2 separate regions of the Homo sapiens genome follow, and region 2 is linked to region 1. A link is an interaction called in ENCODE POLR2A ChIA-PET data of the cell type or tissue named here. Cell type or tissue: Caco-2. All regions are shown on one strand. Each heading gives the region's core, and the rest is flanking DNA. Links, peaks and the distances in the headings are about the cores only. Region 1 overlaps SSH1 (slingshot protein phosphatase 1). Region 2 overlaps SVOP (SV2 related protein).

Region 1 (14,916 bases), core at 474-4,473:
ATATGCTATATATCATAAATATATTAATTATAAATATTAATATTAACATTAATGTTTAATATTTCATTCCTTGCCTGTGAGCAGTCTCTGTCTCCCTTGCAGCCCCCTCCCTGCACAGATGCCCTTTGCACCCTGCTTGCCAACAGACACCTCAGCTTGGGATCCCACACCCCCTCCCCAACTCAGAAGCTTGCCCTGCCCTTCCCCGCCAAATGGTTTTTAGGTCTGAATTGTTGGGAGGAGAAGTGGACTTTTTTGAGACTGTTTTCCAGAGGTATCAGTTCAGCTGAAAGCCAGTGCCTAAGAGCAGAGGTTTCAGAGTTACACTCCTGCCTTCCCCTTCCTGCTTCCCGGCTCCTTGGTCTCATGAACTTGGGCAGGTGACTTAACCTCCCTGAGCCTCAGTGTTTGTTTGTTTTGTTTTCTGTTTTTTTGTTTTTTTAAGACGGAGTCTTACTCTGTTGCAGTGCTGTGGCACAATCTCGGCTCACTGCAACCTCCATCTCCTGGGTTCGAGTGATTCTTGTGCCTCCCAATAGCTGGGATTACAGGAGCACGACACCACGCTCGGCTAATTGAGCCTCAGTTCCCGTATGTATAAAACACTGAGAGATGGACACTGGGGAATAAATGAGTTAACATACCTGATGTGCTTAGCATAGCGCTCAACGAAGATGTTATTGGTGTTACATTTATTGATGTCCACTGTTTTCTGGGCACTGAGAGGGATCCTGAGACAGAGAAGTCATAGGCCTAGCTCTCCAGACACTCAAGGTGATGTGGGGAACTTAGCTGCTGTTGTGTTATTTGAAGCACTCAGTTGTCAGGAAGACCTGACCTGACCTCCAGGTGGCTTTAACTCGCACGTGGCATGATGCTGTGAGTCTTATTTGCCAGGTTCAACCTGTGTGTGGGGAGTGCCCAGTGTGCCCAGGGCACAGAGATGACCAGGGTGAGTTACTCCTGGAATACTGACTTCAGAGAAGAGCACAGCTTGGCCAGTGTATCTACCAGCACTTACTTTCAATCTACTGTATGTCAAGCACAGAGGGAGATTTAAAAAGCATGTGCATCCTGGCCCTCACATCCCATTGTGAAGTTAAAATATACTGGCAGGAAGATGGCTTCACCACTAGTTAGTAAATAAGTGGGTCAGGGAACACGATTTGGAAATGAGGGAACTTGGGTTCCTAGGTTCCTATCACTAAGGGTGGTCTTTCCTTCAGTATCCAAGGGGATTGGTTTCAGGACCCCCGCCTTTGCCGAGGATAACAAAATCCATGGATGCTTAAGCACCCGCAGAACCCACTAATTCAAAGAGTTCAGCATCCCTCAAATACTGTATTTTCTGTCTGTAGTTGGTTGAATCCACTGATGAGGAACCCGCGGATACAGAGGACCGACTGTATGTGACCTTGAGCAAGTGACTTAACCCTTAAGCCTCAGTGTCCTCACCTGCACAGTAAGAGGAGGTGCTAGAAGATGTTGAAAGGGAGGAGCTATAGCTCACAGCGAGGGCCACAAGAGAAAGCTTCCTGGAGAAGGCATAAACACTGGAAGACAGGCATGACGTCGGGAGGCAGATGGGAGGAAGGACACCATGAGCCGAGAACCACAGTAGGCTTTATGGGGACAGTGCTATAGCTGGGGATAGAACAGAGAATGCGAAGCATGGAGAACAGGGGGAATAGTGCGAGAGGTAATACAAGAATGGTTTTTTATTCTGAAATACTGTTTTCTAACTATATTCTAAGCCCCTAAGGTCAGGACATAGCAGATGAATGAAATTTAGGTTAACGACATACAATGGCTAATTGTGGCAACCCATAGAGAGTTAGCACAAGAAGTTTGGACTCTAATCAATAGATGATGTCACATGGCTAAAAGTTCTGGGGCTGGGAAAGAATGTCATGAGAGCAATGGTTAGCGGCTGTGCAGAGTGGGCGAGAGGCCAGGGAGGCGCTTGTCCTGATTCTTCTCACCAGGCCAAAAGCTTCCGGAGCTCTGCTGTCCTATACCACAGCTGATAGCCTCATGTAGCTAATTAAACTTAAATTTAAATTAACTAAAATGAAATAAAATGACAAACCCAGTTTCTTGGTCACACTTACTGCATCTTAAGTGTTCAGTCAACACATCTGGCCAGTGGCTCCCATACTAGACAGAGAGTGGGTAGAGAATACAACAGCCCTGGCCTTCAGGGACATTCAGAGAATGCAGCACAGAGCCGGGTGCACCGTGGGGCTGCTTGGATGTCGCCTGGCTCACGGGGGTGAGGAGGGCCAGAACTGGGTGGTGCCTGAGAGACCTGAAAGGAGGGGCCTCTGACAAAGTTAGGACTCGGTGACAAATGACTGTGGTATGGGGCTGCATACCATAGACAGGGCTGAGAACCTGGGACAGTCGGGATAATCTCTTCTCGGAATTTTTGAGCTGTCTCAGAAACATTTCCTTCATGTGCCTGTTATTTCTGGCGTGTTTGGCTGTCTTTGCTGCCATAGCATTTCCCGCACAGTGCAGCCTTTATACCTTCTGCCCTCGTGAAGGGGCTTAGATCCTGGTAGAGCAGATGATGCTTGGAGGAAGATGCATTAGCTCCAGCTTCCATGGGGCCTGAGGGCTCTTGGGGTCATCAGGGAACTATCTTAAAATTTGCTAAACCAAGCCAAGACACATCACTTGCTGTCTTATTTAGGGAGAAAAAAAAAAAAAAGCTTGCTTTTGCGAGCTCGCTGGTCAGTTCAGCTGCTTGCCGCTACCCGTTGGTTTGAAGGAGAGCTGTGTAGCTGGCTCAGAGAATGTCTCTTACTGTCTGAAATACTTTTGGACATTCCTTCTCTCTGAGAGAAGCCTACGCCTTCTAGCCAAACAATACATGTTCCAGCAGCAAAGATATTTGTAATGAGCCCTGCCAGCATTCCTTGTCTGTGACCCCTTTCCCTAAGTATAACGCTCTGCAGAGCTGGAATTTTTCTATGCTCAGCATTATGTGTTTAGGGGGGTACAATTTGGGAGCTCCGGTTGACAGGTGTGTCCCTAAAGTTACTTGTTTTCTTAGGCTCTGAAGAGTGACATTTGGAACGAGGCCCTGCCATGTTGCACTGCAAGGCCCACAGTGAAGAAGAACGAGACCTTGGCCCAACTCAGGGTCTTTGTGACTTTTAAACACGAGTTCCAAATGAGGGAAGAACCTGTGGGAGAACCATGGAAAGAATTTTCCATCCGACCTGCAGTCTTTAGCTAATCTCTCTCCAAATGGTGAATTTTCGATCTCCTTTACATCTTTATCAACTTCACTTTGCTAGGCCTGGGGTTCTGAATCCATCCAGAGCCTCACTGAGAGTGGTTTTGAGGTCAGTTGATTAGCTTTCCACGTTGCTGCTATTGCTGCAGGTCAGATGGTGCTGCTTTCTGACCTATGGATTCTTCAGGAAGAGCACCGAACTTTTTCAGCCCCATTCTACCTCTTATTAGCCAGATGACCACAGACAAGTCATTTATCTTCTCCCAGTCTTGGTGGTTTCATTTTCTTTTCTTTCTTTTCTTTTCTTTTGGGAGGCGGGGGTGGGTGGGACAGAGTCTCCCTCTGTCTCCCAGGCTGGAGTGCAGCGGTACAATCTTGGCTCACTGCAACCTCTGCCTCCCGGGCTCAAGTGATTCTCCCACTTCAGCCTCCCAAATACCCGGGACTGCAGGTGCACGCCACCACACCCAGCTAATTTTTGTATTTTTTGTAGAGGCAGGATTTTGCCATGTTGCCCAGGCTGGGGTTGTTTCATCAGGGGAATGGGATTGTAAAAATTAAGTGGAAAAATGTAGGGACAAACTCTCTATAACTAGAAAGCTATTATTTACATATTTAAAACAATATATGTTGATAGTATACCAGGCATTCAGGTGCTGAGAATTTGTGATGTTGACAGTGCGATGTCTCAACCACAAGCATGAGGTTTGTTTCTTAGGTTTGCACATTCTGAAACTTGAATTTGTGAGTTCACTCAGGGATGATCAAGTTCTAAGAAACCAATTTACGCTAACCAAACTTATAAGGAACTGATATATAAAGCACAATTTGTAAATTGAGGTTTATGAACCCACAGGGGGGCCTTTTATGACAGAGGCCAAATCCTCCTGGGTTCACAATAAGGTACATGTAGCATAATCATCTTACTCTCCTGCCCCTTATGCCTCTCTGTTTACTGATCCTTCAGGGCCTCGCAGGCTTCATTTCTTCCAGGGAGGCCTCCCTGAACCCCTGTGTGTACGTGCATCTGCACCTTCCACCTCCTTCCACCGTGGAACTTGCTGCCTTATATCGAAGTTACTGTCCTGTGCCTGCCTGGCCCTCCAGTGTCACTCCAGACCAGGTGTGGAGTGGTCTGTGGCATGGGTGGAAACCGGGTCTGTTTCACTTCTAAATTCTCAGGCCTTAGCACTGACCGGACACAATAGACACTCAGCAAATACTTGTTGATCGAAACCGAATTAACAGAGCCTCCTTTTTGGAATGCTCGTTGGCACCCATCTTTCTATGCTGACAGCATTACATTAGTTCCTTTTTCTCCTAGAATTACCATCAAGTTCGCTGGACAATTGACAGTCCCCTCAGTAATCACCATGCAGAGTGGGGTACCATTGAGGGTTAGTTCTATCCAGGGAAAAGTGATTCCGTTTGTCTCAGCCTGTCCCATCAATCTGGGACCCTTTACAGGGCCTCTTCTTCAGGCTCATATTCTCTACTTTTTTTTCGAGATACAGCATCAGAAATCCTAAATTTGTACTATTTAACTCCCTGTTTCCTTAGGCATAAATTAGTGTAATAATGCCTGTCTGGTCTTCCACACGGTTTTGTGAAGATCAGATGAGTTGACATTCACCAGAATGCTTTGTCCACAGCAGAGTTTGTCAAAGGTCTGATCTGAGGTTGGTCTCGGTGGCTCACAGCTGTCACCCCAGCACTTTGGGAGGCCAAGGCGGAACAATCGCTTGAGCTCAGGAGTTGGAGACCAGCCTGGGCAACATAGCGAGACCCCATGTCTGTTTCACACAGCACAGGTCTGATCTGTTTTTGCTTTCACTGTCATCATTTCGTATTGTCATGATGCAGCGTCTCCCTTAGAGGGCCAGAAGAACATTCAGGTCTCTGAAAGTGTGTAGTAGAAGACTAGCATCTGTTTTACTGCTTCCAAAGAGAGTATTATTTTGTTTTTGACCCTAGCATGACCTCCCTTTATTGCACCTAATCACATCACCCACCTTCTGAGAGCACCATGCCTTTTTGTTGGTGTTACCTTTTACCAGCAGAAAACATCGACGTGTACCTATGTGAGAGGTATCTTTATGAAGCCCATGGAGAAGACTGTTTTCTCTGTGTCTTCTGATGTTGTTTGTTTGTGTGTTTGTTTTTGAGACAGTCTCACTCTCATCCAGGCTGGAGTGCAGTGGGGACTCCAGGATCACAATCTCCACTCAGTGCAGCCTCGACCTCCAGGGTACAAGTGATTCTCGTGCCTCAGCTTCCCAAGAAGCTGGGACTACAAGTGTGCGTCACCACGCTCAGCTAATTTTTGTATTTTTAGTAAAGACTGGGTTTCACCATGTTTTCCAGGCTGGTCTTGAACTCCTGACCTCAAGTGATCCACCCACCTTGGCCTCCCAAAGTGCCAGGATTACAGGCGTGAGCCACCATGCCTGGCCATGATGTTATTTGATTCTGAGGTTTTTAAAACTTGGCTGTGCATCAGAAGCACCCCCTGGAACTTTCTGGAGACAAGATCTGTCTCCCAGGTTGGAGTGCAGTGGTGTGGTCACAGCTCACTGTAGCCTTGACCTCACCAGGCTCAAGTGATTCTCCCACCTCAGCCTCCTGAGCAGCTGGGACTACAGGCACACACCACCAAGCCTAGCTAATTTTATTTTTATTTTTTTGTAGAGATGGGATCTTGTTACGTTGCCCAGGTTAATCTTGAACTCCAGGGGTCAACTGATTCTCCCACTTTGACCTCCCAAAGTGCTGTGATTACAGGCATGAGCTACCATGCCCAGCTCCCTGGAACTTTTTAAAAAAGTAGATGCCCAGGACTCATCACAGACCTTCCGAATTAGACTCTGCTGAGGCTGGACCTGGGCATGAATGTGTTTTAGGAGTTTGATAGGTTGTTTCAATGTATGACCAGAGTTGGAATTCAGGGGTGTTTGGATATTCCATACTGTGATGTTTCTATACCTACTATTTTTGTTCTTCAAGAAATGCTGTTTCTATGCAGCAGGGCAGACACCCAGATCACCAGCACATATACCCATTCCTTAAAGAGGATGGCTGTCTTTGCCCTTATCAGAGCTTGGGCTGGCTTGGCTTACCCTGTGCTCCATGCTCTGCAAATGTTTGCCTGTTTGGATGAATGAACAGAACCCTGTAAGGAATTCTAGGGGTTAATTCTAGGGGTTAATCAGAGTATATATGGTAGAATGTAAATTGGAACCCAGAAATATGAATTCCCAGACCATTGTTTTTACTTTTGTTCCCCACCGCCCCTGCCCAAGACAGTGTCTCACTTTGTCGCCCAGGCTGGAGTACAGTGGTGCGATCTTGGCTCACTGCAACCTCCGCCTCCTGGGTTCAAGTGATTCTCTGCCTCAGCCTCCTGAGTAGCTGGGATTACAGGCATGCACCACCACACCTGGCTAATTTTTGTATTTTTAGTAGAGACAGGGTTTTGCCATGTTGACCATGCTAGTCTCGAACTCCTGACCTCAAATGATCCACCCATCTCAGCCTCCCAAAGTGCTGGGATTACAGGAATGAGTCATCACCCCCAGTTTTTACTTTTCTTAAACCTTAAAGCGCGGCAGTCACCATGGGCGTTGTCCATGCTATCCCTGGTGATTCTATTTTGGAATTGTTGACGGGCTTCCTTCGTTTGTCATATGGAGAAAATACCTTACCCTGCAGAACTGCCAGAGTTCAATGACGTGGCGTAGCTAAGTACCTCCTACAGCCTTGGCCACATGGGAGATCCTCAGTAAATAATAGTCCTGTTGATGAGAAACTTACCTTGAAAGCGACTTCTTGGTCAGCGTGGCTGTGTGGTTTACAGAACTCCTTAGCCTCTATGCAGTGCAGAAGGGCCAAAGGATGTGTCCTGTCCCCCAACTATGACGGCAGTGGTGGGTAGGATAAGGCTGTGGGTCCCCTGCCCTTCTGATTTCTACTTGGGCAGATGGAAGAACCCCGGCACAGTCTCGTCTTCCTGGAGTTCTGTTTGCTTGAATGGTTCCTTCTCTCTCTTTCCCACGCATGATGCATTCACACACTGGGAAGAAGGACGGAAGATGTGATCCACATTCTGACTTCTCAGTGCCTTAGTGGCTTTGCCATTAGGCACCTGGGCAGGCATGAGCGGATGTGACCGCAGCATAATGGCTCTGATTTTCATTCTGGATGAGTAGAACAGCTGCTTAACAGGGGTTAAGCAGGTGGGCGTGGGGCAGATAGATGTGAGTCCAGCCCCATCTTGTAGAGATATGTGCTCCTAGGCAAGCTGGGGTTTCCTCACCTGCAAAACCAGAATCATGGTAATGTGTGTTTCACTTAATCCGTAGGGAGGATCGCTTGGTCACTTGTGAGCCGAGGGAAGAGAAGCCCCTACTCAGTGCTGCTTCCTTCAGGAATTGTTCCAGAAGTCACCAGTTAAATGCTCCCTCCTCCCTCTTGTAAACCCTAGCCGAGCCCCTTTCTTAGGGTACTTATTCCATTCTCTCCTGCGTCATGGTTATTCACATCCTGAACTTATTTCTCTCACTGAAAGAAACGCTAAAAACACAGCTCTTGGCTGGCTTGTGCCTGGAGGGTTTGGGATCACACCTCCAACCTTTAGGACCTTTGCAGCCTGACCTGCCTTGGGCACCGTGCGTATCCCAGAGCTCCTCATAGGTGTGCATGTGGTCCCCTCTACCTGGCGTGTCCCCTCAGATAGCTGTTAGCATGACTGAAGAATTTTCAGGATGTAACCGTGCTTTGAGTACGCAGAATAACTAACTGCGGCAGCTGCCCACGTCACCGTCACCGTTGGGTAAATGGATGCTGATTTGAAAGAAAGAGTCATCCTTCAGAATGTTGATTTGAATCGGAAGGGGGTCTTGTTGCTTGGGGTTGGTTCCTTGGGGCCAGTTGTTTGCCCTCACAATGTCGAATGCACACCCCGGTGCTTGTTTCTCCGGCCTACAGAAAAGCCCGTAGGAGTGCAGTGATTAGAGGAACCTCAGCTGTTTTGCTGAATGGCCCTCTTTCATCAGGATGTGCTGGGACAAGGGCCTTTTTCAGCCAAAATATCAGAGGAAGACAAGAGTTCCACAAGAGCCATTTGCTTTTCGGGTAGGACTCTGAGGAGGAGTTGGCTCCCCAGCCCTCGTGGAAGCACTCGGCAGCCTCCTGGCTTTTCCTGATCTCCATAGGGAGCAGATGGCCAGAGCTCGGAGGGCAGTTGTAGGGAGCGTTAGAGATGTGAGCACTGCAGCCACGAACCTCTTTTATTTTACCGACTTCTGCATCTTCCTTCAGCCAACCCACTGCTTCTGCTGTCCAGAGGTTTCCAGCTCAAATTAGTACGTATGACCACCCTGATTACTGGTTTCCTGCCATGGCTTGGTTTCTGGATGACACTGGCTGTTTATATTTTGGGGGCCTGGGGTTTTTTGAGGAGCATTGATTGAGGTTTTTTGTCTGTCTTCAATGCTTTGGAGAAACTTTAATCTTATGAAGCTTCCCGAATGGCAGTAATCAGTGTCCGAGAACAGATCTGTGTGGTGGAGATAAAAACATTCCAGTTGGCGGGTAGAGAGGGCAGCGGCTTTTTTTTTTTTTATCCCTCATCAAGATTTTTCTTACAGCGGTGGAGGAAGACATTTCCGTTTTGTCTGTCTGCGTCTGACCTTTTGTAACTTTAGTCACTCCTTTTAGGACACTCAGATCTTTTGTGAGAAGAGTGACTTCTGGGTGGCTGGGATGGATGGCTTGTGGGTTTGGGCTTCCTGGCCCCAGACACCTGGTAAAGTGAGCGTGCCATCACCAATGTGGATTTCTTCATGGACTTCCCCAGTGGGACACTTTGAGGGTCTGATGAATCGGGAGCCTGTGCCTCTGGGCATCAGAAGCTGCAGTCGTCAGATACAGTATTCAGGTCAGCCACGCAGAGGGCGCATGAGGCTCTGGGCCCAGAGTGAGCTCAGAAGAGAAGCCAGGAAGCCGGGTCACAGAGACTTTCTGCATCTTGTTTTCATAAATCCTGTGACTGACCATGCTCTGCGGCCTCCCACCCCACCCCCCACCCGGAGAGTCATGTCGTGCGGTTTCCTCTGGCTGTATCTCCTGACTGTATTTGCAGGACGCAGGGTGATCTCACAGCTTCGGGATAATGCGCTGCTACTTGGGCTTCCCTGCAGCTTCCAGTCTTGCTTTTTACAGTAAATGCCTGTTACTTGATTGTCGTGGGGGAACAGAGGCAGAGTGTTCCAGGGCCCCAATCAATGCCATCCTGACTTCATGCGTAGAGCAGGAGTCCCTGATTCTTATCAGTGTAGGAACATGGAGGAGGAACAGCTGGCCTTGTAAGTGATCACAGAGTGAAACCAGCCTAGTCTGTTGCATTGTTCCTTTTTTTTTCCAAAGGAAATATAAGGGAAACCAAGGGGAATTTTTGCTCATGGTTTCCAAGGCAAAGGTCATCGTTAATGGTTGGCTGTTTCCAGCGTGCTTGGGTTTCTGGTCAGTATGAATTTTTTTTTTTTAATCTCATGAACAAAAGCAGTTGATGTTGTCTCGAAAAGATTTTCCCAGCTGCTTCGATGAACTGATGGTTGTTTTAGGTTTCATGAGTTTGGAACCTCTCGCATAGCTGTTTCAGATTTTGATGAGAATAAATAGTAAATGATCTGTGTCTAAGAACAGTTCTGAAAACATACTCAGCTGTGAGATTCTAAGGAAGGAGAGAGTGACAAGCTTTGCAGGTGGAAAGGGTTAGGTGATTCTGCAGCCTGTGAAATGAGATCGGCCAGATGGATGCTAAAGAGCTTTTTACTTCCTATGAGTGAGGGTGAGACAGCAAAGAAAGGCTGCTTCTCGTTTCTTTCGTTATTTATAATCCTGAGCTCCTCAACACTTGAACCTTGCAGCACAAATATATGCCTGTGAGAGGGTGGAAAGGATGACTCGGCAGTGCATCTGCAGTAGTGGACAAAATGCTGTTAGATGTCAAGTATTGGTGTCACAAGATATCGAAAACCAATTGCCTGGAATTCAGAGGACTGAACAAGAAGGCAAAACTAAGTCTTCTTACTTAATATTTGAGCAGTCACTATTTTTAGCATGAGCATTTAACCAGAAAAACTAACAGATTTTATTGTGGACTTTATATCATAGAACATAACAGTCTTCCTGATCTCAGGAGCTGCTGATTGGAAATGCTAGTTCCTGTGGCATTTTCTTGGCACCCAGAGTCATACTTTAGACTTTGCTGAGTTTTTTATTCCAGAATTCGAACGTTTAACTACTAACATTAGATGTCTGGGGCAAAGGTGATCTTGCTTTCTTGTATTACAGAAAACATCTTCGTCTTTCTGTCAGGAATTGATTTACTTAATTTCAAGGTTCTCTTTAATTAGAAGACTGCTTTTTCTTAGGGATTTTTCCTTCAAATCATGTATATGTTCATTGGTTGTTCAAGAGCGAAATTTTTATAGTTGCCTACAATTTGAACTGTGACCTCCTTTTATGAAATTATTAAGATTAGAATGTTCTTTTTAAATTATATAGTAGTGTTTTATATTATTTTGAGAATCAAACAAAAGTAGATGTTTTAAAGGTTAATATATGTTTAATATAGAACATTTGGAAAATACTAGAAGATAATCTATTCCTCCTCCTCCCCCACCTCCCGCAAAGCCGTTGTTAATAATTTTGGTGTATTTTATGCATAATTTTGAGAGTTGATGGTATTTTTGAACAATTGATAGTAATTCATAGCTGAAGCATTCTTTTCTTATGTCTTAATTTTTGCAAAAGCCAGACTTGATAGCCAAGTCATGAAAGTGAAATTAAAAATAAAAACTTTTGATGTACGACGGGGTCTCACAACGTTGCCCAGGCTGGTCTCGAACTCCTGGGCTCAAATGATCCTTCCACCCCAGCCTCCCAAATAAACATTTTTTAATTGTAATTTTTAAAGTTATAGGTAGTTATAAATGTTATTGCTAGCTAAAATAACAAAGGCCAAAGATTCATTCTGCTGAGAAATTCATTGGGCCAACTTGAGGTTTTCCTCAAGAATAGTGGACAGGACAACCTTGACTAAGTTAAATCACAAGTCAGTATCCACCCACTTTTTTCTTTCTTTCTTTCTTTCTTTTTTTTTTTTTGAGACACAGTCTTGCTCTGTCGCCCAGGCTGGAGTGCAGTGGTGCGTGGTGCGATCTTGGCTCACTCCAACCTCCGTCCCTGGGGCTCAAGTAAGCGATTCTTGTGCCTCAGCCTTCTGAGTAGCTGGGATTACAGGCATGTGCCACCACGCCTGGCTAATTTTTGCATTTTTAGTAGAGACAGGGTTTCACCATGTTGGCCAGACTGGTCTCGAACTCCTGACCTCAAGTGATCCACTGCCTTGGCCTCCCAAAATGCTGGGATTACAGGCTTGAGCCACCCGGCCCCTCCCCACTTTTCTTAAAATGCAAACAACTAGTGAAAGTGTAATTTCATCTTGTATTCCATCAAGGGAAGTCACCAAGAAACAATGGAGTTGTTAAAAGCCAGAGAGTTAGAAGCAGAGATCAACAGCAAGAGCATGAGAATTCACAAAGTAGACTGCCCTCTCCTAATCAGGGAGTTGTTCTCTTTTCTTAGAAAATGTTATGGCTGGGCGTGGTCACGCCTGTAATCACAGCACTCCAGGAGGCCTAAGCAGGCAGATTGCTGGAGGTCAGGAGTTTGAGACCAGCCTGGCCAACATGGTAAAACCATGTCTCTACTAATAATACAATAATTAGCTGGCCATGGTGGCACATGCCTGTAATCTCAGCTTCTGGGGAGGCTGAGACATGAGAATCGCTTGAACCCAGGAGGCAGAGGTTGCAGTGAGTTGAGATCACACCACTGTACTCCAGCCTGGATGACAGAGTGAAACTGCGTCTCAAAAAAAAAAGAAAGAAGAAAATGTTATATGACAGTGAGATCCCTGTCCAGTATTCTGCAGAAAGGGGCCCTGGAGAGCCTATGTAGAACTTTGGGTGTTGTCACAGAAGCATTATTTTGTCACGAAAATTCTCCAGCAGCAAGCTTTTAGCAAAAGCAAGGTTTGAGAAAAGTACTACGTGGAATTATTATAAAAGCAGTTTCATCCTATTTGCATTTTACATGCCATTTGTCCACGCTAAAGCTTTTTCCCCTGCAGTAATTCTTTGTCCATTTTCCTGTCTGAATTCCGGTCTAACTGTGCTCTGGTCTTATCCTTCCCAGCTTAAGTGAGAGCTTTTTCATGGTGAAAGGCGCAGCCCTCTTCTTACAACAGGGAAGCAGCCCTCAAGGCCAGCGGAGTCTTCAGCACCCCCACAAGCATGCAGGTGAGGGCTCTAAGTTGATACTCTTACATTGGAGCTTCTTTTCTGGACAGCAGAGGAAACTTCCATTGTTGGTGATGTTGCTGAGTTTGAAGGCCTTAGACATAGTGGACGCAGGTTTGCAGTGACCAGTGCAGGCAGAGGCTCAGATGCTCTCTCTTGAGCAGACCACGCACATTTTCCAACCTTTTATGTCATGTCTGTCTGCGTCAGGAGTAAGGTCAGCAGCATCCTGCTGGGATGCAAAGATTTCCTCTCTGTAGTTTATCAGTTAATTGCAGGCTGTAAGTTACAGCCTGACTTTTTAACAAATGCACCAAAATGAATTATAGCCAGATGTCGTCCACTTGAAAATAACCATCTGGAGTGCTGTATACCTAATCTTGGGATGGATTTCTCCAAGCATTTGAAAAACACTCATTTGGAGAATTTCTTGAAGGGCCTTTGGCTCCAACTCTGAGATAGACACTGTAGTAGGAAGTCTTGATTCTGTAATAGTTTGTTTTTAGGAAGTAGACAGAAGTAATAGGGTGAGGATCAAACTGAGTTTAAATAAGAAGTGCCTACTAAGTAGTAAGACTGGTTTTCTTAGGAGACTTGACTCAGAGCTGAAGGCAGTTAGAAAGAGGAATTCAAGAAATGCTTGCGTGGCCCTGCATGGTATCTCACACCTGTAATCCCAGTGCTTTGGGAGGCTGAGTTGGGAGGATCGCTTGAGCCCAGGAGTTTGAGGCTGCAGCAAGCTAGGATCACGCCACTGCACTCCAGCCTGGGTGACAGAGAGAGACTCTGTTTCTTAAAAACAATAACAACAAAACACACTTATGGCCAGGCACGGTGGCTCTTGCCTGTAATTCCAGGATTTGGGAGGCCAAGGTGGGCAGATCTCGCTTGAACCCAGGAGTTCCAGACTAACCCGAACAACACAGTGAAACCCTATCTCTGCAAAAAATACAAAAATTAGCTGGGCGTGGTGGCGCATGCCTGTAATCCCAGCAAGGTTGGGGGCTGAGGTGGGAGGATTGCTTGAGCCCAGGAGGTCGAGGCTGATGTGTCACCACAGCCAGCTAGTTTTTTGTGGGTGTGTATGTAAATGAGGTCTCACTATGTTGCTCACTGTGTTGCTCAGTGAGCCACGATTGCGCCACTGCACTCCAGCCTGGGTGACAAAAGAAAAGGACCCTATCTCAAAAAGAAAGAAAGAGGAAAAAGTGCTTGCATGTAAGTGGATCTTTGTCGTAGGTGGACAGCATCTCAGGGCATTTCTTGGAGAGGCAGTGCATAATTGAATGTCTGTGAGCTGAGAAGGCCTTTACCTTTCAGAACAGCAGCAGGTGAAACCAACCAGCTATTGTGGCCAGTTTTCTTGTGAACATTTTGTTTGTTTAACCTCAAGTCATTCAGCTTCATTTTAGATCTGAGTGCTCAGGTTAGAATTCTACACCATGCAATTTATAGCAAACACCAAGGCTCAGTCAGTATTTTCACATACTGATGTTGATGATATTTAGGTCTGTTTTAAGCAAAGAAAATAACTGTCCTGTACAAGGAGGCAGTGTGGTTTGTGGAAATAGTATTTGTTTTGAAGCCAGGCAGACCTGTCTTCTGATCCTAGTTCTCCAACTTACTAAGCCGTAACAGGTCGACTTCTAAGCCTCAGTTTCCTAGTCTTTACAATGGGCATCAAATACTGGTGCCTCAGACAATATGGAAATTTAGAGTTATGCGTGTAACATACCTACCTGTAGTAGGTGCTGTATATATATATGGGTAACTATCATTGTTATTACGATGACTTCTAGTACAATACAGCTATAAACAGACCCTTCATTCTTTTTTTTTTTTTAATTATATGAAAAGTTTTTTTAGAGACGGATCTCATTCTCTTGCCCAGGCTGGCGTGCAGTGGCCTGATCATAGCTCACTGCAGCCTCGACCTCCTGGGCTCAAGTGATTGTCCAGCCTTAGCTTCCTGAGTAGCTGGGACCATAGATGCGTGTCACCACACCCAGCTAGTTGTGTGTGTGTGTGTGTGTGTGTGTGTAGATGAGGTCTCACTCACTATGTTGCTCAGGCTGGTCTCCAACTCCTGGCCTCAAGCCATCTCCCCACCTCAGCCTCTCAAAGCATTGGGATTATAGGTTTGAGGTGCCATACTCAGCCAGATTCTTCGTTCTTGAATTTGCTAATTATTCTGCCCTCTTAGAAATGTAGCTGTTGTTCATGTTTTAATTGTAACACATATGACAAAGCAAATGCTCAAGCTCTGCTCACTAAGTGTCAGATACCTCCTTCCTCTAATCCAAAGAC
Region 2 (16,061 bases), core at 6,745-10,744, 98 kb before region 1:
TGCTCATATGCCATTGGTGAACACAAGTCACTTGGTCCCACCTAGATGCAAAGGGAGCTGGGAAATGTAGTCCCTGTCTGGGCAGCCACATCTAAGGACAACTTTGCGCTATGAAAAAGGAAACAGAATGTTGGTGGGCATTTGCACTCTCTGCTATATCCTCTTTTTATTGATGAGAAAACTGAAGCCCAGAGGGGCTAATTGACTTGTTAAAGGGCCTACAGCAAGTAGACAAAAGAACTCTAAATCAGATCTTCTAACTCCTAGTCTTTTCTCCAGTATACCTGCTGTTTCAAACAGCTGTTGCTCCATTTTTACAGAAATGTATGTATGTAGTCATTTGGGGTTGGGACTTCCATTGGCCTAAAAATCTTTCTGATTTCTTTCTTTCTCTTGAACTGAGTTTGCAAGATGATGCTGAATACAGGTGAGGTGTAATTCCTTGAACAATGGGGGTGAGATTTCTGACAGTGATCTTAATTTAATTCAGCCCTCACCTGGAACTCTGAAAACAGCCCCAAATAATAGTAATAGCAACCGTGACAATAATAATAACTGCATTAACCCATACCAGGCACTGCACTAGGCACCTTGCCTGTATTATCCTGTTTAATCCTCTTAAGAGCCCTAAGAGGTAGGATCTCTTATCATTCACATTTTATGGAGAAGGAAATGAAAGCACAGAGAAGTCAAGTAATTGTACAGGGTCACACAACCAACATAATAAATGGTGGGGCCAGGATTTGAAGTCAGCTCTCTGGCTCCAGAGCCCCCACTCTTAAAGACCCCACATGCAACACTGTGTGGCTAGAAGCGAGTGCTCTGTTCCACCCTAACCAGCCACGCCTGGGTTTCCTGTCTCCCCCATCCCAGTGGCTGCCTGAAAGTGCAAGGTATGATGTGCTGTCAGGGAACCAGGAAAAGGCAATCGCCACCTTAAAGAGGATAGCAACTGAAAACGGAGCTCCCATGCCGCTGGGGAAACTCATCATCTCCAGACAGGTCAGTGCCTGGACCAATAGACTCTGCAATGTGCGTATCGGGGTGCATGCAGGGGAGTGTGTGCATATGGAGTAGGGCATGCATGCGAGGACACATGTGGGTATGTGTACCCAAGGTGGGGTGTGTGCGTGCACATGGAGCAGATGAGGGCCCAGTAGACAGGACCTGCAAGGGTAATTTGGCAACTCCAATCTGTATTTTCACTTCCAAGTTCTAAAAATGCTTCCTGGAGAATTTCACCAGTGATTAGAGAAAAGTAACCTCTGCTAATGGGTCCTGTAACTGCTCCTGCTTTGGTTTCGCCTTTCAGCACAGATGAAGTCTGACTAGCGAATGAGACTGATTGGCAAAAGCTGTGCAATAAAACCATATCAGGAAGGAGTGTGCTTAGATCTAGGGGATCAAACCGCACCCTGTGTAGGTGTTCTTAATGAATGGTGCCTCACTCCGCTGGTAACACCATCAGGGAGTCCACCACGGTGAAACTTAATGAGCACCTAGTATATGTAGGCACCAGCATTGCACACATGGGGAGAAAAGATTCGGATTTAAGGCTGCAGTCCCTGCCCTCAAGAACCATCCAAGCCGATTGAAGAAACATGACAAATACCTTAAGCAGACATCAGATCCTATAAAGAAATTACCTTTTAAAATAAAGTTATATTTCTGATTCTTTTTATATTATGCAAGAAGAACTGAATGGCATTTCACCAAGTTGGAAGGAGGTGTTTGGTCTGACAACATAGAGTCCAGGGGACCTGCCCCAAATCTACAGGGGCAGAGCAGGATGGATTCCTCAAGAGGTGCAGAAGCCTATTTGGTTGCCTTTGGGGAGAGATCCCTTCCATGGATGAGGGAAAGCCAGGCTGGTCTCGAACTCCTGGCTTCAAGTGATCAACCTGCCCCGGCCTCCCAAAGTGCTGGGATTACAGGCACGAACCACCACACCTGGCCATAGCATATATTTTTTAAAGAACATCGTAAAGCAAAGTTTGATAAATTTGTGAATTATGTAAAATTGGCCAATCGGTCATTTAGCTAATCAATCTTTTGGTAAATTGGCCTTTGGTGAATTAGTTTCTCAGCACATTAACTGTTGCCACCTAGACCTAGAACTGGGGAAGGCACATGTGTGTGTGTGAAATGGCTGGACATGCTTTGGACTGGTTTTCTGCTTGCTGTGTCCTTGGATCTGTGCTGAGGTCTGAGGGGCCAGGAAGGAGGGATCTGCTTCCCAAGTCCAGGTTTCCAGGTTGGAGGGCGTGAGATCCATCCTGTGGGGATCATGCCCCTGGACATGGCTGGGTTCTGGCTGGAGGGGCTGGGAGGCTGCGTCCTGTAGATTTGAGACCTGGGTTCTCAGAGCTCCAGTGTCCTACTTACTAGAAACCTTCCTCCCAGCCTGGTGTGCACTAGTCTCAGGCCACCAGCCCATCTCCCGTGCATCTGTAGGGGAGAGAATAAACACTATGTCCTTGTTTTGAAACAGGAAGACCGAGGCAAAATGAGGGACCTTTTCACACCCCATTTTAGATGGACAACTTTGCTGCTGTGGTTTATATGGTAAGAGCTGTTTGTTGACCACTTTGACCCCTTTCCACTCCCTGTGCCCTGTTTTGGGTTTTGTTTTAATGCAATGGACAGATAGCACTTTGATTTCAGGCAGCGTTTGCAAATTTCAGTAGTTCGAACATCATCCTCCTGATTTCCGTCATATCCAGGTTATCATCTGTACGTACTATCATTTCCTTCATCTTTTTCTTTAACTTGACTGCTTTTAATCACCGTGCAGGCTGGAGTGCAGTGGCGCTCTCCTAGCTTACTGCAGCCTTGAACTCCTGAACTCAAGCAATCCTCCCTCCTCAGCCTCCCCAAATTCTGGGATTACAGTTGTAAGCCGCTGAACCAGGCTTATAACTCTACTTTAAAAGAAAACACCTTAATTGCAAGTCACAGATAGAAGGCACTCTTAAAGAGAAATATCAGCAAAAGTAACTAGACGGAGGTTTGCAGAGGCAGTGAGCCTCTGTATTTAAGAGATAAGAAGGCTGGCTGGGCATGGTGGCTCATGCCCATAATCCCAACACTTTGGTAAGGTCAAGGTGGGAATATCTCTCGAGGCCAGCAGTTTGAGACCAGGCTGGGCAACACGGTAAAACCCTGTCTCTACAAAAAATGTTTAAATTAGCTGGGTGTGGAGGCATGCACCTGTGGTCCCAGCTACTCAGGAGGCTGAGGTGGGAGGATCACTTGAGCCCAGGAGGTTGAGGCTGCAATGAGCTGTGATCATGCCACTGTACTCCAGCCTGGGCAACAGAGTGAGACCCTGTCTCAAAACAAAAAGAGATGGGAGAGGGGAGGTGTTAAGGACTCATTAGCACATAAGTGAGACTGGGATATAATTTAAAAGGATTGAAAGGATTGAAAGTAAACTTAAAAAGTAATTTTTCTTTCACAATACGATTAAATATTTCTGCTATATGGGCTGGTGTGGTGTCTCATGCCTGTAATCCCAGCACTGTGGGAGGCTGAGGCAGGTGGATCACCTGAGGTCAGGAGTTCGAGATCAGCCTGGCCAACATGGCATAATCCTATCTCTACTAAAATACAAAAATTAGCCAGGCATGGTGGTGGGCACCTGTAGTCCCAGCTACTTGGGAGGCTGGGGGATGAGAACCACTTGAACCCGGGAGACAGAAGCTGCAGTGAGCCGACATTGCTCCCCTGCACTCCAGCCTGGGCAACAGAGTGAGACTCTGTCTCAAAAATACATGTGTGTGTGTGTGTGTGTGTGTGTGTGTGTATTTATACTATGTCAGTGTCTTCCCTGTAGCCCACATTGCCCCTTGGGTACCACAGGGGTGGCATGTGGCACGTATTTTGGGAACCACTGATTTGGTCAACATGGGCATCCTTTTAAGTTCCAGTTCTGATCCTGTTGGACTTTTTCTTAAATAATACCCATGGAAGGGAGTGGAGACAGAAGGTGTGGGTTGGGGGTGGTATTTGGAGAGTGTAATCACCTTAAACTCCACAATGAATTGGAGCTGCAGTCATCTTTCAAGTCTCTTTGCACCAATTCATGTACACAGCATTAATAGTGAACAAAATTGGCCTGGCTTAAGGCTTTATGTTCTATTTTAACCAGTTCTCATTTTTCTATTCACCATTTAGCAAAGGTGCTAATTAACAGGGAAGTGTCCCCAAGGTGGTCAATTACAGGGAAGAGGAGAAAAAAGCTTTGATAATATACAGAACGGACTCTAGCTCTGCCCCGAATTCCTAAGAGCTCAATTAACTCAGTGAGCCTGCAGAATTTTTTAAAAGGATGGTGGGGCATCAGAGTTGAGAATACCCACCTTTGAGCACATGTAATTTGGTTGGGCCAACGCTCCTTGAATACTGAAGCAATTAATTAGAGACTAATTTTAGTGCATTATGAAAGCCACTACATTTGCTTGCACACATTGAAACCTAAGGAAATGAATCACTGGCTTCTGATTATGACTGAGTTTTCATATAACTATTCTACTGGATGAGAAGGTTCCGGTCTTGCAAACTTGAGTATTCTAATTTCTGGGTCAGCCAGGAATTAATAAACGGTGTCATTCTGCTCTGAAATTCGAAAATCACATGTCCAAGTTGACGCAATTGACCCAGAGCCCTAAAAGATATTAATGGGGCTGTTTTCTTCCAGAGGTTGGTCCCATTTTTCCCCTATTGCCAGTTGGGTAGACAGCCTTGGAGGTGTTGTGTCTCTTGTATAGCATAGTTCTGTTACCAGAAAGGTGTCCTGATTCAGACCCCAAGAGAGGGTTTTTGGATTTCATGCAAGAAATAATTCAAGACCAGTCTATAGAGTAATGTGAAAGCAACTTTATTAAGAAAGTAAAGGAATAAAAGAATGGCTGCTCCATAGGCAGAGCAGCCCCAAGGGCTCCTGGTTGCCCATTTTTATGGTTATTTCTTGGTGATGTGCTAAACAAGAGGTGGATTATTCATGCCTTCCCTTTTTAGACCATATAGGGTAACTTCCTGAAGTTGCCATGGCATTTGTAAACTGTAACGGCACTGGTGGGAGTGTAGCAGTGAGGATGACCAGAGGTCACTCTCATCGCCATCTTGGTTTTGGTGGATTCATAGCTGGCTTCTTTACTGCAACCTGCTTTATCAGCAAGGTCTTTATGATCTGTATCTTGGCCGACCTCCTATCTTATCCTGTGACTTAAAATGCGTAACCATCTGGGAATGCAGCCCAGTAGGTCTCAGCCTTCATTTACCCAACCCCTATTCAAGATGGAGGTGCTCTGGTTCAAACACCTCTGACAGTTCTTGGTCTTTCAAAGGACACAGGATCACTTCCCTTTGATCATATCGTGATGCTTTTTTACCTACCATCTTCTTGCTCAAGGTCCCCAGTAAAGCCCCCAAAATCCCAGTGAAGCCCAAAGACTGGTCCCTGCTGCTGTAGACATTGGCCCTTCCCAAGGGGGTAGGGAAAGGGGACTGGTGTTCCTCTGATCATTTCTTTACCTTTCTTGCTTTCTCCTGGCAGGTTTTCCAATGCATTCTCTTACTACGGGTTAGTTCTACTCACCACAGAACTCTTCCAGGCAGGAGATGTCTGCGGCAGTGAGTATCTTGGTTGTCTTTGCCAGCTAACTACTCCCACACCCTCGGCACATACACAGTCATGCACACACTCCCACCCCAGGCTCTGCCCTTAAGGGATTGGCCTTGTACTACTTCTGTGGTTTCCAAGACACTCTGTAGAAACCTGGACAGTCTTGTCGCGATGGAGCTAATCTTAGAGGAGCCACATCTTATGTCAGGGTTTGGGCTCTGAAGTTCGCACTGTTAAAACATAAACCAAGGCACATTAAAGAAAAACAGAGGTAATTTTGAAGAGTTTATCTGAGCGGACAGCGATTTATGAATCAGTAGAAAAGAGCTGAAGAAAACAGAAACAGGGAACAAAAAGCAGGTGGGTTGTTTCAAAGTGACTTTCCTTATTGGATTAAAACAGAGCAGATTTTCTTGTCAGCCAGCTCAGGTAAACTAGGCCCCTTCACATGGTTTGCTGTGAATCTTCCTTTTCAAAATTATTATTATTAAATTTATTATTATTATTTTTTTATTTTTTATTTTTGACGGAGTCTTGCTCTGTCGCCCAGGCTGGAGTGCAGTGGCTTGATCTCAGCTCACTGCAGCCTCCGCTTCCTGGGTTCAAGCAATCCTCCTGCCTCAGCCTCCCAAGTAGCTGGGATTACAGGTGGCACCACCATGTCTGGCTAATTTTTGTATTTTTTTTAGTAAAGATGGTGTTTTGCAGTGTTGGCCAGGCAGGTCTCAAACTCCTGACCTCAGATGATCTGACTGCCTTGGACTTCCAAAGTGCTGGGATTACAGGTGTGAGCCACTGTGCCTGGCCTATTATTATTATTATTTTTGAGACAAGGTCTCATTCTTTCACCCAGGGTGGAGTGCAGTGGCACAGTCATGGCTCACTGCAGCCTCCACCTCCTGGGCTCAAGAGATCTTCCTACTTCAGCCCCCAAAGTAGCTGGGACTACAGGTGCAAAAAGAAATAGCATGTTAGTTAAATTTACTTATTTATTTATTTATTCACAGAAAAGAGGCTGAAAAGTTGCAGGCCAGGCGTGGTGGCTCGTGCATGTAGTCCCAGCACTTTAGGAGGCCGAGGCAGGTAGGCTGAGGCCAGGAGTTAGAGACCAGCCTGGCCAACATGACAAAACCCCGTCTACACTATAAGTACAAAAATTAGCTGGTTGCGGTGGTATGTGCTTGTAATCCCAGCTACTCAGGAGGCTAAGCCAGGAGAATCGCTTGGACTCAGCAGGTGGGGGTTGCAGTGAGCAGAGATTGCACCACTGCACTCCAGCCTAGGCGACAGAGTGAGATTCCATTTCAAAAACGAAAAAAAAAGAATTATATTTGGGAGTAAAATATTTTGATTTCCCTCAGGGTCTGCTGTCTGTTGAGTGATGTTCTACTAGAGTCAAGTTGGAATTTGGTATCTGATTGCCACGAAGAGTCTGTTTTGTCGGTCTTACGATCTTTGTTTTAATGTTAATGCTGGTCAGCTGTGCCTAAACTCCAAGAGGGAGGGGGTATAAGAAGGAGGTATGTCTGAACCTCCTTCCCATCATGGCCGGAATTCAGTTTTTCAGGTTTCTCTGGGGTCCCCTTGGCCAAGAAGGGATTCGTTCAGTAGATTGGGAGCTTAGGATTTCATTTTTGGTTTGCAGTTAAGTTACTCTTAACTGATTTCAGTTTGCTCGCCTAGGACCCCACAACACTGGAGCTGTCTCAGACTAATGGCCTCTCAGTTAATTTTTTCTAATAGCATTACTTTTTCTTTTTTTTGAGACAGGGTCTTGCTCTGTTACCCAGGCTGGAGAGCAGTGGTGTGATCATAGCTCACTGCAGCCTTGATCTCCTGGGCCTAATAGTATTTTAAGGTGAAAATGTAATATAGGTTAAAATTATGGCTGGGTATGGTGTCTCACACCCATAATCCTAGCGGTTTGGGAGGAAGAGGCAGGAGGATCACTTGAGGCCAGGAGTTCAAGAACAGCCTGGACAACATGGCAAGACCCTGTCTCTACAAAAAATTTAAAAAATTAGCTGGGCATGGTGGTGTGTGCCTGTAGTCCTAGCTACTAGCTGGGAGGCTGAGGCAGAAGGGCTGCCTGAGCCCATGAGTTCCAGGCTGCCGTGAGCCATGATTGTGCCTCGGCAATCCAGCCTGGGTGAGAGCGAGACTCTGTGTGTGTAAAAAAAATAAAAATAAAAAAATAAAATTATCATCGCAAATCCCCTAAAGAGCCCTCACGAAGTATAGTACTCAGAGCTTTATGGATATGATCCTGAGCAATAATTCTAATGTGCACATTAAGTTTGAGGACCAAGTTGGCTCTCCACCACGGCCACATAACAGACTCACCCGGGAAGCATTTTTTTTTTTTTTTTTGAGACGGAGTCTCGCTCAGTCGCCAGGCTGGAGTGCAGTGGCGCAATCTCGGCTCACTGCAAGCTCCACCTCCCGGGTTCAAGTTATTCTCCTGCCTCAGCCTCCCGAGTAGCTGGGACTACAGGCGACCGCCATCACGCCCAGCTAATTTTTTGTATTTTTTAGTAGAGACGGGGTTTCACCATGTTGGCCAGGATGGTCTCAATCTCTTGACCTCGTGATCCACCCACCTCGGCCTCCCGAGGTGCTGGGATTACAGGCGTGAGCCACCATGCAGAGCCGGGAAGCTTTTAAACAGTGCCCAGACCCATTTAATCAGGACTTGGGAGAGCAGGTGGAGCTCAAGCATTAGTAAGTTTTAAAAGCTCTCCATGTGATTCTATTGTGCAGCTGGAGGTGGGAACCTCTGGACAAAAAGAAACAAATGCAAAGAAAAGTCTATATGCTTTTTTATGCCTGTGCTTTTAAGCCATTCTGACTTTTAAGATAACACTAAATTCTCAGCATTGAACTCAGGTTAGAGGATAAAAGAATCAAGTTCCTGCTTGTGTTCGGGGTTTGCCCAATTATCTTTTATATTAGGCCTCTATAATCATAGTTAATAGTTTTGTTTATTGGTATAAGGATTGAGTGAGGTAGTGGAGTCCCATCTCACTGTGGGGGTGTGGGAGAGTCTGTGTTAAATGCTCTGCTGATGTGCTTTGATTGTAGAGTCAATCACAGGGTTTGGTATTGACTGAGCACAGATTGCCTCTCCTAAGAGTAGAATGCTTAAGCTAAGCATCCTAATGCTTAAACTAAGGATTCAGGGGAATGTCGTAAAACAGGGGTTAGCAATCTTTTTCTATAAAAGGTCAGGTAGTAAATATTTTAGGATTTGCAGGCCACATAACTCTGTTGTTTGTAGCAGCACAACAGTGGACGGCATATTGTTAAATTAAGTCCAGCCTAAAGCTGCCTCCTTGCATATTTTAAGTTCAGCCTAAAGTTTCTCCATACATAGTGAGCTGTATGAACTGTAACCTAACTGGATGTGTGAACAGACTGTAATCTACTCTTGTGCCAATCGCTGATTTCCGCCACTCAAAAGCAGTCAACTCACCAGGCGTAGTGGCTCATGCCTGTAATCCCAGGACTTTGGGAGCCGAGGTGGGAGGATCACCTGAGGTCAGGAGTTCAGGACCAGCCTGGCCAACACGGCGAAACCCCATCTCTACTAAAAATACAAAAATTAGCTGAGTGTGGTGGCACATGCCTATAATCCCAGCTACTCAGGAAGCTGAGGCAGAATTGCTTGAACTGGGGAGGCTGAGGCTGCAGTGAGCCGAGAAGACGCCACTGCACTCCAGCCTGGGCAACAAAGCGAGATTCTCTCTAAAAAAAAAAAAAAAAAAAAAGCAATCAACTGTTCAAACTCTATTCAAATAAGGCAAACACTGAGCTGTAACCAGTCCAGCAATTTCTGTATCTCACTTCCGTCTTCTGTTACTTTCCTGTTTCTGTCCATAAACCTTTAAACACTTGGCAGTACCAGTCTGTCTCTGACCCTATTCTGGCTTGGGGGCTGCCTGATTCACGATTTACTGTTTGTTCAATTAAACTCTGTTACATTTAATTTGTCCAAGGTCTTTCTTTTAACAATATAAATGAACAAGCATTGCTTGTGTTTCCATGCAAATTTGAATTTTGGGTCATTTTTATGCCTCATTATTTCCTCTTCTTTTAATTTCTAAAAATCATTCGAAAAAAACATTTTTAGCACATAGGTCAGGCAAAAAACAGGCAAGGGACCAGATTTGGTCAGAGTTTGCCAACCCCTGTTGAAAAGCTCTCTCTTATACCTGGGTGGGAAAGTAAAACTGTAGAACAAGCCCACAGCTGGAAATTAGGAGACCTGGGTTCCAGCACCAAGTACCTGTGTCACTTTGGGCAAGTCATTTACTTAGTATGTATTTTCTACACGCCAGGTACTGGTCTATGTGTCAGTGTCCAAAAAAGCCAGAGCTGGACAGAAGTGAAAGCAGTGAAGGAAAATTTCATTTAGTAACAATTGCAATAGGAGGAGAGAGACCTCAGTATAGAACTGGGCTCCTTTCTGTATACGCAAGTATTCAAAGTGGGGATTTATAGCCAGGGAGCAGGGTGGGGGAGTCAGTGGATGGAAAATTACTAAGAGGAAATGTCAAGGATAAGATGGTTTCTGGTTAAACCGACTTGATAGGATTATTGCTGGGCCAGGCTCATACTCGTAATCCCAGCACCTTGGGAGGCAAAAGTGGGAGGATTGCTTATGCTCAGGAGTTCAAGACCAGCCTGGGCAACATAGTGAGACCCCATTTCTACAAAATGTAGAAAAAATTCGCATGCCTGTGGTCCCAGCTACTCAGGAGGCTGAGGCAGGAGGATTGTCTGGGCCTGGGGAAGTCAAAGCTGCAGTGAGGTGTGATCACACCATTGCATTCCAGCCTGGGCAACAGAGCGAGGCCCTGTCTCTAAAAATATAACTAGCTAACTAACTAACTAACTAACTAAATAAATAAATATTTAAAAAGGACTATTGCTGAAGGCAAGTATAGGGGAGGAAGCATATCTTTCCTTCTATTCATCCTGGTTTTATGACTGAGGCCCCTATAACAAAAGACAGATTAAGAAAAGCATATGAACGTATTTCATCTAAGTTTGATGTGGCATAGGAGCCTTCATAAGGAAAGGAAGACCTGGAGAAATGGTTAAGCCTGAGTATCTTTGTGCCAGATTTGATGAACAGTGGAGAGTCGTAGAGAAATATGACAGGACGAAGAGTGTGACCTAGTGGTAACAAACTGGGGGAAAGTCAGCAAGGCCTGTTCAGATTCTTTTCTGTCCCTGTGTCTTTGGAGATAAGGATTTTCTTTTTCTCTGGGTATAGGCAGGGCACCTCTCACCTGAGGGTTTTATGATTTGCTTCAAAATAAAGTCATAAAATGGCCGGGCATGGTGGTTCATGCCTGTAATCCCAGCACTCTGAGAGGCTGACGCGGGCAGATTGCTTGAACTCAGGAGTTCGAGACCAGCCTGGGCAATATGGTGAAACCCTGTCTCTATCAAAACTACAAAAACTGAGCCGAGTGTGGTGGCGTGCATCTGTGTTCCCAGCTACTTGGGAGGCTGAACTGGGAGGATCGCTTGAGCCTGAGAAGCGGAGCTTGCTGTGAGACGAGATTGTACCACTGCATTCCAGCCTGGGTGACAGAGTGAGGTTCTGTCTCAAAAAAAAAAAAAAAATCAGAAAATCCGTCTGGGTTTTATGACCTGCTTCAGGGGTGAGGGGCAAAGGAAGGTCAGAGGCCCCTTCTCCACATGCTGTTTCTCCAATTATTTTGACTTAAAATATTCAAAATGCCAAGGTGCCATATTTGAGGGTTGGCATGTCCTGAACCCCATCACAGGCCAGGGTGATAAGAAATCAAGGGTGGGGGGTGAGGAATTGGATCAAAAATATCAAAGGTGTGCATTTTCGCTAGACTGATTCAGCAGTATCTTGTCAAAACTAGACAGAGCCCAAGGGTGAGGATGAAATTTTAAAAAGACTCAGAGGAGCCTGACAAAAGTTTGGTTAAAATGGTGGGGGTCAGGGGGGTGTGGGGGTTGGCTGCGCATGGTGGCTCACACCTGTAATCCCAGCACTTTGGGAGGCTGAGGCAGGTGGACCACTTGAGGTCAGGAGTTTGAGACCAGCCTGGCCAAAATGGTGAAACTCATCTCTACTAAAATACAAAAAGTAGCCAGGCATGATGGCATGTGCCTGTAATCCCAGCTACTCGGGAGGCCAAGTCAGGAGAATTGCTTGAACCCAGGAGGCGGAGGTTGCAGTGAGCCAATATAGCACCACTGCTTTCCAACCTGGGCGATGGTATGAGACTCTCTCTCAAAAAAAAAAAAAAAAGAGTTTTTTGTCAGCTGAGCATGGTGGCTCATGCCTTTAATCCCAGCACTTTGGGAGGCTGAGGCAGGTGAATCACTTGAGCTCAGGAGTTCAAGACCAGCCTGGGCAAATGGTAAGACCCCATCTCTATAAAAAGTACAAAAAAGTAGCCTGACTTGGTGTGCCTGTGGTCCCAGCTACTCAGGAGGCTGAAGTGGGAGGATCACTTGAGCCTGCAGGTGTGGAGGGTTGCAGTGAGCGAAGATTGTGCCACTGCACAATCCTGCTCCAGCCTGGGCAACAGAGTGAGAGCCTCTTTCAAAAAAAAAAAAAAAAAAAGAGAGAGAGAGAGTCTTTGTCATTAGAATACGTCAGTGAATTCTAATTACAAAAGACAAATATTTCTGCCCTGTGGGCTTATATTTGGGGGGAAGGGGAGACAATAGCATGATGAGAAATTATATAGTATATTACAAGGTGATAGATGAGTTAAAGGAAAAATTTTAAACAAAAGGTAAAATCATGCCTCTCGTACAAATATAAAATTAATACATGACAGACTTCAATTAACTCATTAATTAATAAATGAATCAGTTAAGAATTACTTAAAGTCTGAGTGTGACCTATTTGCAAGCTGACAAGTTAGCCTTTCACAGCTCCCACAGGTGCTAGCAGAGGACACAACACTCCTGGGTCAGAGACAAAGGACCATATTACTCATAGCAATTGCAGTAGCCAGAGTATCGGCATTTTCCTACACCAGTTCCTCAAGCCCCCAATCCCCCAGGGTAACATGAAGAGGGGCAGGCAATACCAACAAAAGTATTGAGTTGTGTAACAAGAGAAGATCCCTGAGCTTAGGGAACCCCAACCTTTTATACTAGACAGTAAGCATGCCTGTCCTTTGCTCTGGAGAGAGACATTTTATCTTCGAAAGCCATAAGCAAACTACTATTTGAGCCAAGGGGAGACATTCTCTTTCTTCCAAGGCTGTTTGCTAAACAAATATCCTTGAAAATATAGTCCAGAACAAAGGTAGTCAGCGCATCTACTCAAAACATGCAGAAATGTCAGAGACCCAAAGAGAATTGTCTACTAACACAAATAAGAGGGTACAACTGGTTCAAAGGAGAAGTCAAAGCAAACACATATACAGGCAATCAGAAATGCTGAAGTGAATTTACAATTAGAGGCAAAACTGGTCAATATGTATAGGGCAGTCAACTGCATCACCACCAGGCACTATTTGCATTTCTATGTATTAATACTAGAATCATTTACATTACTATCATTTTTCTACAACATAGCTCAAAGACAATGACAGGTGAAGGTAACCTATAAAGGTACAACTACAAGACATTTTTGCCCATTTCAAAGTCTTTCACACATGCTTACTTCAGCAGCACATATACTAAAATTAGAACAATACAGAGAAAATTAGCATGGACTCTGCACAAGGATTCCATGCAAATTGATGAAGCATGCCATATTTCTGTGGATTGGGTTAAGAAAATATGGTACCAGTACACCATGAAATACTACACAGCCATAAAAAAGAACAAAATCATGTCCTTTGCAGCAGCATGGAGGCAGCTGGAGGCCATTACCCTAAGCAAATTAGCACAAGAACAGAAAACCAAATACGACATGTTCTTACTTATAAGTGGGAGCTAAACATTGGGTACTCATGAACATAAAGATGGCAACAAGCCCAGGTGTGGTGGCTCACACCTGTAATACCAGCAATTGGGAGGGCGAGGAGGGAGGATTGCTTGAGGCTAGGAGTTCGAGACCAACCTGGGCAATGTGGCAAATTCCTATCTCTACAAAGAATACAAAATAATTAGCTGGGCCTGGTGGTGTGTGCCTGTGGTCCCAGCTATTTGGGAGGCTGAGGTGGGAAAATTGCTTGAGCCCAGGAATTCAAGGCTGCAGTGAGCGGTGATTGTGCCACTGCACTCCAGCCTGGGTGACAAAGTGAGACCCTGTCTCAAAAAAAAAAAAAAGGTCAGGAATGTAGGGCAGATAAAGGGGCAGTGGTTAGAGTTAAGTTTTAAATAGGATGGTCAGGGTGGCCTCAATGAGAAGGTGAAATTCAAAGACTTGAAGGAAGTGAGGAAATTCATCATGGGGAGGGATAAAGGGCAATTCAGGAAGAGAGATCAGCCAGTGCAAAGATCCTGAGGCAGGTGCATGCCTTACTTGCCAAAGGAACAGCAAGGAGACCAGTGTGCTGGAGTAGAGTGAGTGGAGCAACAGGGGAAGAAGTAGAAGGTGGGGTCAAGGATGTGTTAAGTGCCAGATAATATAGGGCCTTAAAGATTTTTGAAGGACTTTGGCTTTTACTCTATGTGTCATGGGAGGTCATTGCAGAGTTTTAGGCAGAGGAATAACAGTGATTTGACTTAGGTTTAAAAAGTATCCCTTTGACTGACGTGTTGGAAATAGACCATGGCTGGGTGGAGAGGTCAGGGGAGAAAGTGAGTACAAGCGTAGAAGCAGGTAGACTAGTTGGAAGGTTATTTTGGTAATCCAGATGAGAGAGGATGGTTGACGATGGCTCAGACCAAGATGGCGGCAGTATTACTGAACCGAACCTCCCCCGGCACGGTAAAGCCAAACATCTACACTGAAGTTTGCAGTAGGAGAAAGGAGGGCGTTTATTTGCAGGATGCCAAGCAAGGAGAAACAAGCAGTTCACACTGAAGATCCGACCTCCTGGATGGCTTATAAACAAGGATTTTTAAAGGCAGGGGTACATTTTAGGAAAGTAGAAGTTACAGGCAAAATCAGAGGTCAATCCATGGAAACTATACCTTGGTTTGGACCCTGAAATTGGGATATCTTGAGGATCAGGGGGCCTTACAGGTGGACTTAGAGATTCTTTGATTTGTAATTGGTAAAAAAAAAAAGGAAGGCTTTTTCAAAAACTTGAGGTCAGCAGGAAGGAGTGTTAAGGTTTGGCCTGTGGGCCTGACTCTCTCTAGGCCCCTCAGGAAAAGATTTATAATCAAGGGCAGTGGTCAGAGTTGAGTCCTCAGTTCTCCCTTATCTATTATGTCTACTCAATGGTGGTCAGCATTTTCCATCTGGTGGATTCTGGGTTTCTGAAACCAACTCAGGGACATATGTTAAGATGTTATCTTTAGTTTCTATAGGGAACCAAACATCCTGTGGCTCTAACCTTCTTGGGTGGCTATTATTTTAAGGTATTTTTACCTTCCTGTTTATTAAGTTCTTCAGTTACTTCTCAAGGCTAGCTAGGTGCCTGGTATTTCTCTTGAAGGGACTCAAGATTTTCCTTTATTTCCATGTTTGGGGGTGGTGGGCAGAAGCCTCCTGAGACAGGGTCCCTGCTCTGTCTCAGCAGTGATGAGATGTGGCCAATCCTATTCTAATATATTTTGAAGGTTGAACAGCTGATGGGTTGGCCGTAGGGTATAATAAAAGAGAATAGTCAAGGATACCTCCAAGGCTTTCTGCCTGAGCAACTGGAAGGATGGAGATGCCACAACTGAGATGGGGAAAGTGTAGGTGGAGCAACTTTGGGGGACACTCACCCTCTCTGAGTCTTGCCTGTTAAATGGCTGGTTCAGATAGGGTGTGTGAATCAATTTGGACTGCTATAACAAAATACCTTAGACTGGGTAACTTAGAAACAACAGAAATTTATTTCTGTCGGTCCTGGGGGGCTGGGAAGTCTAAAATCAAGGCACCAGTAGATTCAGTGTCTGGGGAGAGCTCTCTGCTTTATAGACAGCATCTTCTTGTGGCATCCTCACATGATAAAAGGGGCAAACACTGTGTCCTCAGATGGCATAAGGGCTGGGGAGCTCCCTTCAACCTCTTTAATGAAGACACTAATCCCATTCATGATGGAAGAGCCTTCATGACTTAATCACTTCCCCAAAGTCCCTACCTCTTAATACCAACACAATGGAGATTAGGTTTCAACATGAATTTTGGAGGGACACATTTCAGACCATTTCACCTCTATCTTTAGGAGATTAGTCCCATAGTTTGAGAGTAAAGCAAGGTCAGGAAGGGAGCAATGTAGCATTCATCCTTCTTTATTAACTCTGCCTGGAACAGGGATGAGATCTTGTTTCCATCACCTCTTTGGCCATTGGGTTCCACTCCAATTCGCTTTCAATAAAAAGG

The links. Peaks named below come from ENCODE experiments on the same cell type or tissue, not always from the same donor. Only the 100,000 strongest peaks of a DNase experiment are listed, where the experiment ranks them.
Region 2: POLR2A ChIA-PET joins it to region 1 with 5 read pairs; 3 of 35 experiments call an interaction of 5 or more read pairs at or near these places.

What each region holds. Positions count from the first base shown.
Region 1 is chr12:108,820,951-108,835,866 of GRCh38, reverse strand. SSH1 (slingshot protein phosphatase 1) reads left to right here. Exons shown (of 15, transcript NM_018984.4): 3 at 12,506-12,609. Among named protein-coding and RNA genes, the nearest start is that of MIR619, 8.6 kb to the left of the region's middle. RefSeq lists enhancers at 4,075-4,184, 7,636-8,207, 13,831-13,880. In Caco-2, for the core only: no CTCF peak of the experiment used is centred there; a DNase peak (open chromatin) is centred at 2,316.
Region 2 is chr12:108,923,768-108,939,828 of GRCh38, reverse strand. SVOP (SV2 related protein) reads left to right here. Exons shown (of 16, transcript NM_018711.5): 9 at 874-1,002; 10 at 2,492-2,565; 11 at 5,558-5,634. It also overlaps the pseudogene RNU6-361P. Among named protein-coding and RNA genes, the nearest start is that of DAO, 52 kb to the right of the region's middle. In Caco-2, for the core only: no CTCF peak of the experiment used is centred there; a DNase peak (open chromatin) is centred at 8,674.